Linked DNA regions of Homo sapiens: region 2 is linked to region 1. A link is a contact called in ENCODE Hi-C or POLR2A ChIA-PET data. All regions are on one chromosome and are shown on one strand. Each heading gives the region's core, a stretch centred on a gene start or an enhancer-like site at or near the end of the contact. The rest is flanking DNA. Distances are from core to core; before and after follow the strand shown.

Region 1 (4,135 bases), core at 851-3,350:
CCCAACAGCCTGTCCCATTTTTAGTGTCCTGAGTTTAAGCATTTCTGCCCAAACCATCAAGCAGCTTCATCCAGAGGCATCTTCATCAGTGCCTGAGCCCCCCGTCCCTTTCGAGGAGGGCGTGGGATCATCTGATTTCTCCCGTGGGCATTGAGTCACCACCATCCTCGGGAACCCTGGGAACATTCCCAGAAGACCTCCTTCCCCCAAACCTCAGCTGTGCCCGGACCCCCTCCCCACCCAGGCAGAGGGCTGCATGTCATTGTAGGGGTGTCAGGAGACTTGGGTCCCGGTCACAGTTCCACCATGAGTGTGAGATGCGAGTGCTGGGCCTCCGTTTCCCCGCACACAATGGGGAGAGGGATGTCCGTGTTCTCCAGTGGGTGGCTCAGGCCGGGTGTTGGAGGAAGAACCTCGAGGAAGAGAGGGCGGTGCCTGTGTGGGCAGAGATGGTGGCGCCTCCGAGGCCAGGGCTGACTCCCATCTCTGCTCCTCCTCCTGCTGCTCCTCCAGGCCACCCTTCCTGGCTGGGGGCCCAGGAGGAGAGGTGTCTGCAGAGGCCCTGCACCCCACACTGGGTCCCCTGCTCCACATGTTGGGAAGAAGGAATTTCGGTCTGGAACTGAGACTGCACTGCCACGATGGTGACTGCTGTCCTCTTTGGACTCCAGGGAGGTAGCTGTCCTTGGCATTTATTGAGTGCCGGCAGCAGCTGAGTCTGTGCTGTGAACACACCTTTCCACACACGCCAGCCCCGTGTCCAGAGCTCCAAGACCACCTGAGGGATTCACTCAGTGGAGCTCATGTGCTTATAGCGACTCTGTTTCCCAGGTGACCAGCATGACCTGGAGGAAGATATGCCAGGGCAGACGTCCTCTGAGGAAGCCACAGGGGTTCACATGGTAAAGACGTCTTCTTTCCTCTGAAATGGAAATTTTATTTCTCTTGGTGTCTCTCTGTTTCAACTGAATTAACATGTCTAAACCTTAACCGTGTACACTATAGGTGACTGACAGAATTTCTTGGTGTGCAAATGTCAGAGTTCTTTATCAACTAAAAAATGGTTTCACATGGCATCCACATTTACAAACTGTATGTCAGCAGACATTTTCCTCAAGAGAAATGCCTTCTTGTTGAGAAGTATTTGGAATTGTCAAACAAAAACAATTGAAAACCTTGCACAGAAATCTTGTGCCTTTCCATGCATATCTTCTAGATACCGGGGCCATTGTCTCAACCACTATTTACCATCTGTTTTTTTAACATCAACAAGTGAAGAAAAGACCTGTGCATGCAGGACACAGCCTGGTCTGACCCTCATAGTGTTTTATTTTTCTCTAGATGCAGGGGGACCCAGACACACTGGCAAACAGTACGTATTCTGGGATCATCTCTTTGTTTAGGTTCGAAATCTTAGTGTGGCAAAGGTGGCGCTGTTTTGCCTGCCTTTGCTCAAGAGCCACTCTGGTTTGAGCTTCCTGCCAGAAATGAGATTTGGGAAGTTTGGTTTAAGAAAATACTGAGAGTCCAGTAAACAACCCTAACCATGCTACTGTCATCCCTGGAAGCAGCAGTGTCATGTAAGGTGCGGTGGTACATCAGGGTTGGGAGGGACAGAGGAGAGAGTCCTTATGGAATGATTGTGGATGTCTTTGGGAGTGTGTGTGCATTTCCCCAGAAAACATACTCCCATGTTGAAAGCACAACACAAGGATCAATGTTCAAGGAAAATTCCATCAGCACTGCACAGTTTGCATAAATCAACCCATTCATCCTCCACCTCAGCTGTGCCCAAAGATAAGTTTACTATCCCCAGACCTCAGATGGACATGGTGCAGAGTCGAATTTACCAAGCTCTTGGTCTTTTAAATGGAAGAGGCACATGTGACCTCGGCAATGAGTGGAAGGTTAATGCCATGGGCTACTGCACTGAATTTGTCACAAAGCCCTGGTATAATTTCTTGCTAAGCCAAGTTACTCCAGCAGTTGCAGTGAGCTGAGATCATTCCATTGCACTCCAGCCTGAGTGACAAAAGCGAGACTTCCTCTCAAAAAAGAAAAAAGAAAAGAAAAGAAAGAGATCAGGCTCTTGGTGGTGGTGAATATAGAGAAGCTGCTCGGGGGGCTCTGGGGCAGTGGGGGAAGGGACGTTCTTCCTCCTTCACATGGGCCTATGCTTCAGAGCCATGGGGAGAGTTTCTGTTCTTTCCTGTGGTGCCCACATCAGCCTGGAGGGATGGGCAGGGCAGGGGCTGCCACCCAGAGTTGACAGCTCTGGGAAGTGAAATGAGGGATTTGAAGTGACCTGCCCAGAGTCACAGCACTCGGGAGTGATGGATCTGGGACAAGAATGTAGTTGGTTTTCTGGGGACAGAGGTCCCTGAACGCCTGAGACCTCCAAATCATGGACTGGACCCTGAACCAGGGGCTCTTTTCACTCCCTTTCTCGATCCTCCTGCCCCAGGTCTCTTCAGGAAGGTGGATGCCTGGAGGTGGCTAAGTCCAGAGAAGAGCTTCAATCATTCAAACAGAAACCTCCGGCCCCTGACCTTGCTTTGTGGTGAGCACATGACCAGTGACCATCCCAAGGGACCAGGGGGGTCTGTTTGGCCGCCAGGCTGGCTCAGAACTCAGGACGTTCCAAGCCAACTGCCACTTAACGGCTGTGCCAGGAAAAAACCTTCCTGCAACTGACCAACCCTGCAGGAGCAGTTAACGGAAGTTAACTGAAAATGTGGCCATCGGGGCTGGTGCATCAGTGGTTTGATGAATTCTATCCACGACCCATCCATCTTGCTGACGGCCGACCTGAGCAGCTACCTGAGAGCTGGCAGCGCTCGCTCGATGAAGGCCGCCGAATGACCTGGAAGCCACCCTGATGGGCAGGGCCCTCGAGGTTAATGAGACACAGGTAAAGTGTGCCCCAGGCCATGAGCAGGGGCCCTGAGGAGGAGGACTGTGAGCAGGAAGCGAGCTCCCTCACCTGCTCGCAGGAGACAACCCAGATAGATCAAAAGCCAAGAGCACAAAACCATGTGACAGCTGAGACAAATGTTGGCTTTTTAGACCTTTAAGGCAAGCATTTTGGTATTACAGGGACAGAATTAGAACCTGGGGGAAGCTGATGGAGCTGATGAAAATTTGAAGGAGGTGGAGGTTGTGCTGAGCCAAGATTGTGCCATTGCACTCCAGCCTGGGCAACAGAAGGAGAAGAGGGAGACCCCGTCTCAAACAAAAAAAAAAAAGAAAGAAATAGATTTCAGAATGAAAAATTGTTACCTCTTGTATTCTCATTGAGAACAAATTGATATCTTACGAACAGCTTACTTTTTAACCTTTGGTTTGATATTAGCGTATGTTTAATATTGTAGCTAGTTTTAATAAGACCCTATAAACAAATCTATCTCGGTTTTGATTGTGATTAGAAATTATGAGGTTATAAAACATTTATGTTTCATAAGCCTTTTATAACCTCATAACTTTTTCTATTTTATAACTGTTTACATTCATTCAGTTGTATTTATCTTTCAAATTTTTCTTTAAAACAATCCCCAAAACCTTTAAACTAGGCAAAATTCTGTTTCAAATCATGAAATAACTCATTATTTTTTTAGCAATCTCTGCATTTAGTATGCTCTAATATTTGGTTTCAGGTTTGGATGTCTCTATTCAGAAGACTTTGGCCTGTAATCCCCCTCTCATGGGCTGTCTCACACCGCACTTGGTATCAAGATTCTCCCGATCTGGTGAAGGCAGTGTTGCTGTGTTCCTTCTGGATCTATTCTATGGAAAAGAGTGCATAAAATTGGCATGGGAAATGGGACATTTTTCTAAATAGAGGAAAATATTTAAGGCAAAAATCCTGATAGAAAAATCAAGAATACAAATTCAGAGCTTGGGAAATTCATCTCTCCACCATCTCCAATCTGAGGACGGGGTATGTTACACTAACCTTCAGGTACAGCTGTGATGAAGGATGAAGTGTTGACTGATGCGGGGATGGAATTTTGTTTCTAGAACATTGATCCTTGGGTTGTGCTTTGCACAGAGGAGCATGCTTTCTAGAGAAATGCACACACACTCCCAAAGGCATTCACCATCACTCCACACGGACTCTCTCCTCCATATCTCCCCA
Region 2 (4,135 bases), core at 597-3,096, 150 kb after region 1:
CCTCGGAGCCGACACTGAAAGCCCCGGCCATAGTCTTTCTGCCCCAAGGAAAGCCTGGGGTGGGGGTGGGTGATATTGTCAAGAGCCAGGCCCCAGCTCCTCATACACACAGCTCATTTGCTCTCCCTCCCAACCCCCACCTTCATACTTCTTCCACACGCATACCAAAGAAAATAAGAATCTCAAGGTTGGAAAATCCCACTTTACTTCAAGTGAAGTCACTGGGTTGTCCCCATGAAATATCTCCACAATGGGTGTGCTAGACCTTTACTCTCTGTGGCACCACCAAGACCCCCTCACCCTGCCAGAGCCCTCTGAAGTGTACTCAGAATGGAGGGGCTGGAAGTGGGGCCAGTGGTCCTGGTAGTCAGCCTCCCCTTCTGACACAAGAATTATCGTGGAACAGCTTGTGTGACCGATCAACTGGTCTCTCCATCTTTAAGCCATTGTCTTGTTGACTCTGTTACTGCAGAGTTTGGGGAGGTCTCATGGCTTCTCGCATCCTATTTCCTGAGCTTCCCTGAAGCCAACTTCTGGCCACTGGTATGTGATGCGAGCACAGTGCCTCCTCCTGCTCCTCCAGGAAGCTTCTGCTGATTGAACGCAGGCCAGATGGCGAGATCCGGAGCAACCTTCTTAGATCAAGGGAAGAAAGGGGCACAAGAGGGGAGTAGGTAACAAGATAAAAGGAGCTCCCTCCCTGATGACTACAGAGCCATCGTGGCAGCCCTGGGCCTCCATTTCAGACGTTCATCTTGCCTAAGCCACCACCATCAGGGTCTCAGTCAGTCATCATTCTCATTTACTCGGGTGGCTGGGTGAGGGCGGAATACTACCTTCCAGCTGTCTGAGATTAAGCCTAAGCCACCACCATCAGGGTCTCAGTCAGTCATCATTCTCATTTACTCGGGTGGCTGGGCGAGGGCGGAATACTACCTTCCAGCTGTCTGAGATTAAGCAGAACAGCAGCTAAAGCAGTAACAGCAGGTCTCCTTCAGCAGCTTGCCACAGGGAAGAGGGTCCCGCGTGAACCGAACTCAACTTCCACCTGCGCAGAGGTAGCTACCATTTGCGTAGAGGTAGCTGGGTCTTTAAGGTTAGAGGGAAGGCGCAGGGAGGGAGAGACGGCGGGTGGGGGTTGAACAAAGTGGAGATTCACAAAAGCAGACTAGGGCGGGCGACGTGATCAGATGACCTGTGCGGGCGGCAGCCTCCTGCCCTCCTCCCCTTCGTGCGCCGGCTGGAGCGAAGAGTTCTTTTGACAGCCGTGAGCTTCCCCGCCAGGAACTTACTGGGGCTGCATCACCCTAGAAACGTGGCTTTGGGCTGTGGAAACGCTGCCTCTGTGGAAGTCTCTCCTCGCGGGGGTGGACGGGTCGCTGCGCGCCCAGCGTTCTTCTGCGGTTCTCACAGCCCGCCGCCGCCGCCGCCTCGGGGACCTTTGCGGGGAGGCCTCAGGTCAGCGCCGCCCTTGCGATGGCGGGAGAGCAGAGCGGCCCCAGGGCCTCTGAGCTCCGGCCCCGGCACGTCCCGCCCTCTCCTCCGCTTGCGGGAGCCGGGGCGCCTCGGAGGGAAACCTTCCGGACACAGGCCGGGAGAAGAGGGGCCGTGGCGCCATCGCGCAGCTTCCTGGTTTCGGCCATGTTTTTTTTTTTTTGAGACGGAGTTTCGCTCTTTTTGCCCAGGCTGGAGGGCAATGGCGCCGTCTCGGCTCCCTGCAGCCGCCGCCTCCCGGGTTGAAGGGACTCTCCGGCCTCAGGCCGCGGTGTTCTTGTAAATTAGAACCGGCCTATGCGCCAAGCGCGGGTCTCGCGGCTGCGGAGAGAGGCCCAGCAGGGGGCGGGGACGCCGGGAGGCGGGGCCTGGCCGAGCTGCGCACACCCGGGTGGTTCTGGCTACGGGTACCCGGACCTGCCCAACGACCGTTCTCCATTCCCGACCTCCGCACCCTACCCGGTCCGCAGGGCACCTTCCTCCTCTCTCTCAGGCACGTCCTCGACCTCAGTTGCCACGTGCACATGCTGGTGCCTTCCAGGTCGGTCTTTCTCCACCAGACTCCACCTGGAACTTTCTTCCTTTTCGTCCTGTGCTGGCCTAACCCCTGCTCGGCCTCGGCCCTCAGCTGCCGGCTCTAACAAAGCCTCTGTCTTTCCCAGACCCCTGTGACCAGGTCAGGCTCTGCTCCCTGCGTTCCTCTCTCCTTGCTTCCCTCCTCCTCCCCTCCCCAGAATCGCTTGAACCTGGGAGGCAGACGTTGCAGTGAGCTGAGATCGCACCATTGCACTCCAGCCTGGGTGACAAGAGCGAGACTCCATCTCAAAACAAAAAACAAAAAACACAACTCTTGCTGGCTCCTTGATTTTAGCCCAGTGAGATTCACTTCTAATTTCTTTTTTTCTTTGAGACAGTCTGTTCTGTCACCCAGGCTGGAGTGCAGTGGCGTAATCATGGCTCACTGCAGCCTCAACCTTCCTGGACTCAAGTGAACCTTCCACCTCAGCCTCCCAGGTAGCCGGGACTACAGGGGTGCACCAGCATGCCTGGCTAATTTTTGCATTTTTTGTAGAGATGGGGTTTCACTATGTTGCCCAGGCTGGTCTGAAACTCCTGTGCCCCAGCAGTCCTCCTGCCTTGGTCTCCCAAAGTTCTGAGATTACAGGCATGAGCCACTGCGCCTGGGCTTCCATTTCTGATTTCCAAAACTCTAGGATAATAAATTTACATTGTTTTAAGCCACCAAATTGTAGTAATCTGTTACAGCAGCAATAAGAAATGAATACAGCCATGCTTGATAATTCCTTTATCAAAAGCTACCTATTGGTGTTAGGAAGTATTGTTTTAAATTCTAAGACAGTGTTTTCACTTTCTATCTTGTGCACTGACTACCTCATGACCCCTTAGGTACCAGTCAGGACTGGTAGACTTTAATGTGGAGAACTTCTGAAACAGCAGTTCTCAAAATGTTACCTCCAGACACACAGAATCTGCATCACCCAGGAACTTGTAACCATGCAAATTCTCAGCCACCCAGACTTCCTGCATCAGAAACTCTGGGGCCCAGCAGCCTGTGTTTTAACAAAGCCCTTCAGGTGATTCTGACACTTGCTCAAGTTTGAGAACCGCTGTTCTAGGAGCTGGTCCTGCAGGGAAAGGGTGGCCTCTCAGTTCAGGTTCCAGTGTGGCTGGGGGTGGGGGTCAAGGTGAGGGTTTGGTTGTTGTGTCTGACAGTCAGCCAGGCTTGAGCACACGGACTGTTTACAAGGCTGCACTTTCCATGTTCTGGTCAGCAGTCTCCTGGTTCATTCCGTTACGAATGGACTGTCACCCCAAAATTAATGTTGAAATCTATTTCTCTATTTGGAGGTGGGGCCTTTGGGAGGTAATTAGGTCATGAGAGTGGAGCCCTCATGAATGGAATGACTGCCTAAGAGAACAGAGATGGCTCACACCTGTAATCCCAGCACTTTGGGAGGCTGAGGTGGGCGGATCACGAGGTCAAGAGATCGAGACCATCCTGGCTAACACGGTGAAACCCCATCTCCACTAAAATACAAAAAATTAACCAGGTGTGGCAGCGGGTGCCTGTAGTCCCAGCTACTCAGGAGGCTGAGGCAGGAGAATGGTGTAAACCTGGGAGGCAGAGCTTTCAGTGAGCTGAGACTGCGCCACTGCACTCCAGCCTGGGCGATACGGTGAAACTCTGTCTCAAAAAAAAAAAAAAAAAAAGAGAACAGAGAGCTAGCTTGCTGATTTTCTGCCATATGAGGATACAGTAAGAGGGCAGCCATCTGCAACTTGTAAGATGACCCTCACCATAACGTGACCATGCTGGCACCACGATCTCAGACTTCTAACCCCCAGAACTGAGAAATAAATTTCTCCACCACTCTATGACACGGTATTTTTTTTTTTTTTTTGAGATGGAGTCTCGCTCTATTGCCCAGGCTGGAGCGCAGTGGCACGATCTCGGCTCACTGCAACCTCTGCCTCCCGGGTTCAAGCGATTCTCCTGCCTCAGCCTCCTGAGTAGCTGGGATTACAGGTATGCGCCACCACACCTGGCTAAGTTTTGTATTTTTAATAGAGATGGGGTTTCACCGTGTTAGCCAGGATGGTCTCGATCTCCTGACCTCAT

The links. A loop is a pair of places that touch in the nucleus more often than their neighbours do. ChIA-PET counts read pairs that join two places held with the same protein, here RNA polymerase II (POLR2A). Pooled maps may share reads with other maps.
Region 2: a map of naive thymus-derived CD4-positive, alpha-beta T cell shows a loop between it and region 1 (3-fold over the local background). The contact joins the promoter of HEIH here to the promoter of LINC02222 in region 1. A Hi-C loop is called at or near these places in 1 of 168 maps with a recorded cell type or tissue (naive thymus-derived CD4-positive, alpha-beta T cell) and 6 of 50 pooled maps. POLR2A ChIA-PET finds 5 or more read pairs at or near these places in 3 of 52 experiments (B cell, naive thymus-derived CD4-positive, alpha-beta T cell and naive thymus-derived CD8-positive, alpha-beta T cell).

The regions. Positions count from the first base shown.
Region 1 is chr5:180,681,996-180,686,130 of GRCh38, forward strand. It overlaps LINC02222 (long intergenic non-protein coding RNA 2222), which reads left to right and starts at 2,101. Exons shown (of 2, transcript NR_146728.1): 1 at 2,101-2,911; 2 at 3,654-4,135.
Region 2 is chr5:180,829,772-180,833,906 of GRCh38, forward strand. It overlaps HEIH (hepatocellular carcinoma up-regulated EZH2-associated long non-coding RNA), which reads right to left and starts at 1,847. Exons shown (of 1, transcript NR_045680.1): 1 at 183-1,847. It overlaps LINC00847 (long intergenic non-protein coding RNA 847), which reads left to right and starts at 1,186. Exons shown (of 3, transcript NR_045679.1): 1 at 1,186-1,458; 2 at 2,902-3,089. It also overlaps a transcript of ZFP62 not described here. RefSeq lists silencers at 1,412-1,461, 1,822-1,951, 2,392-2,561.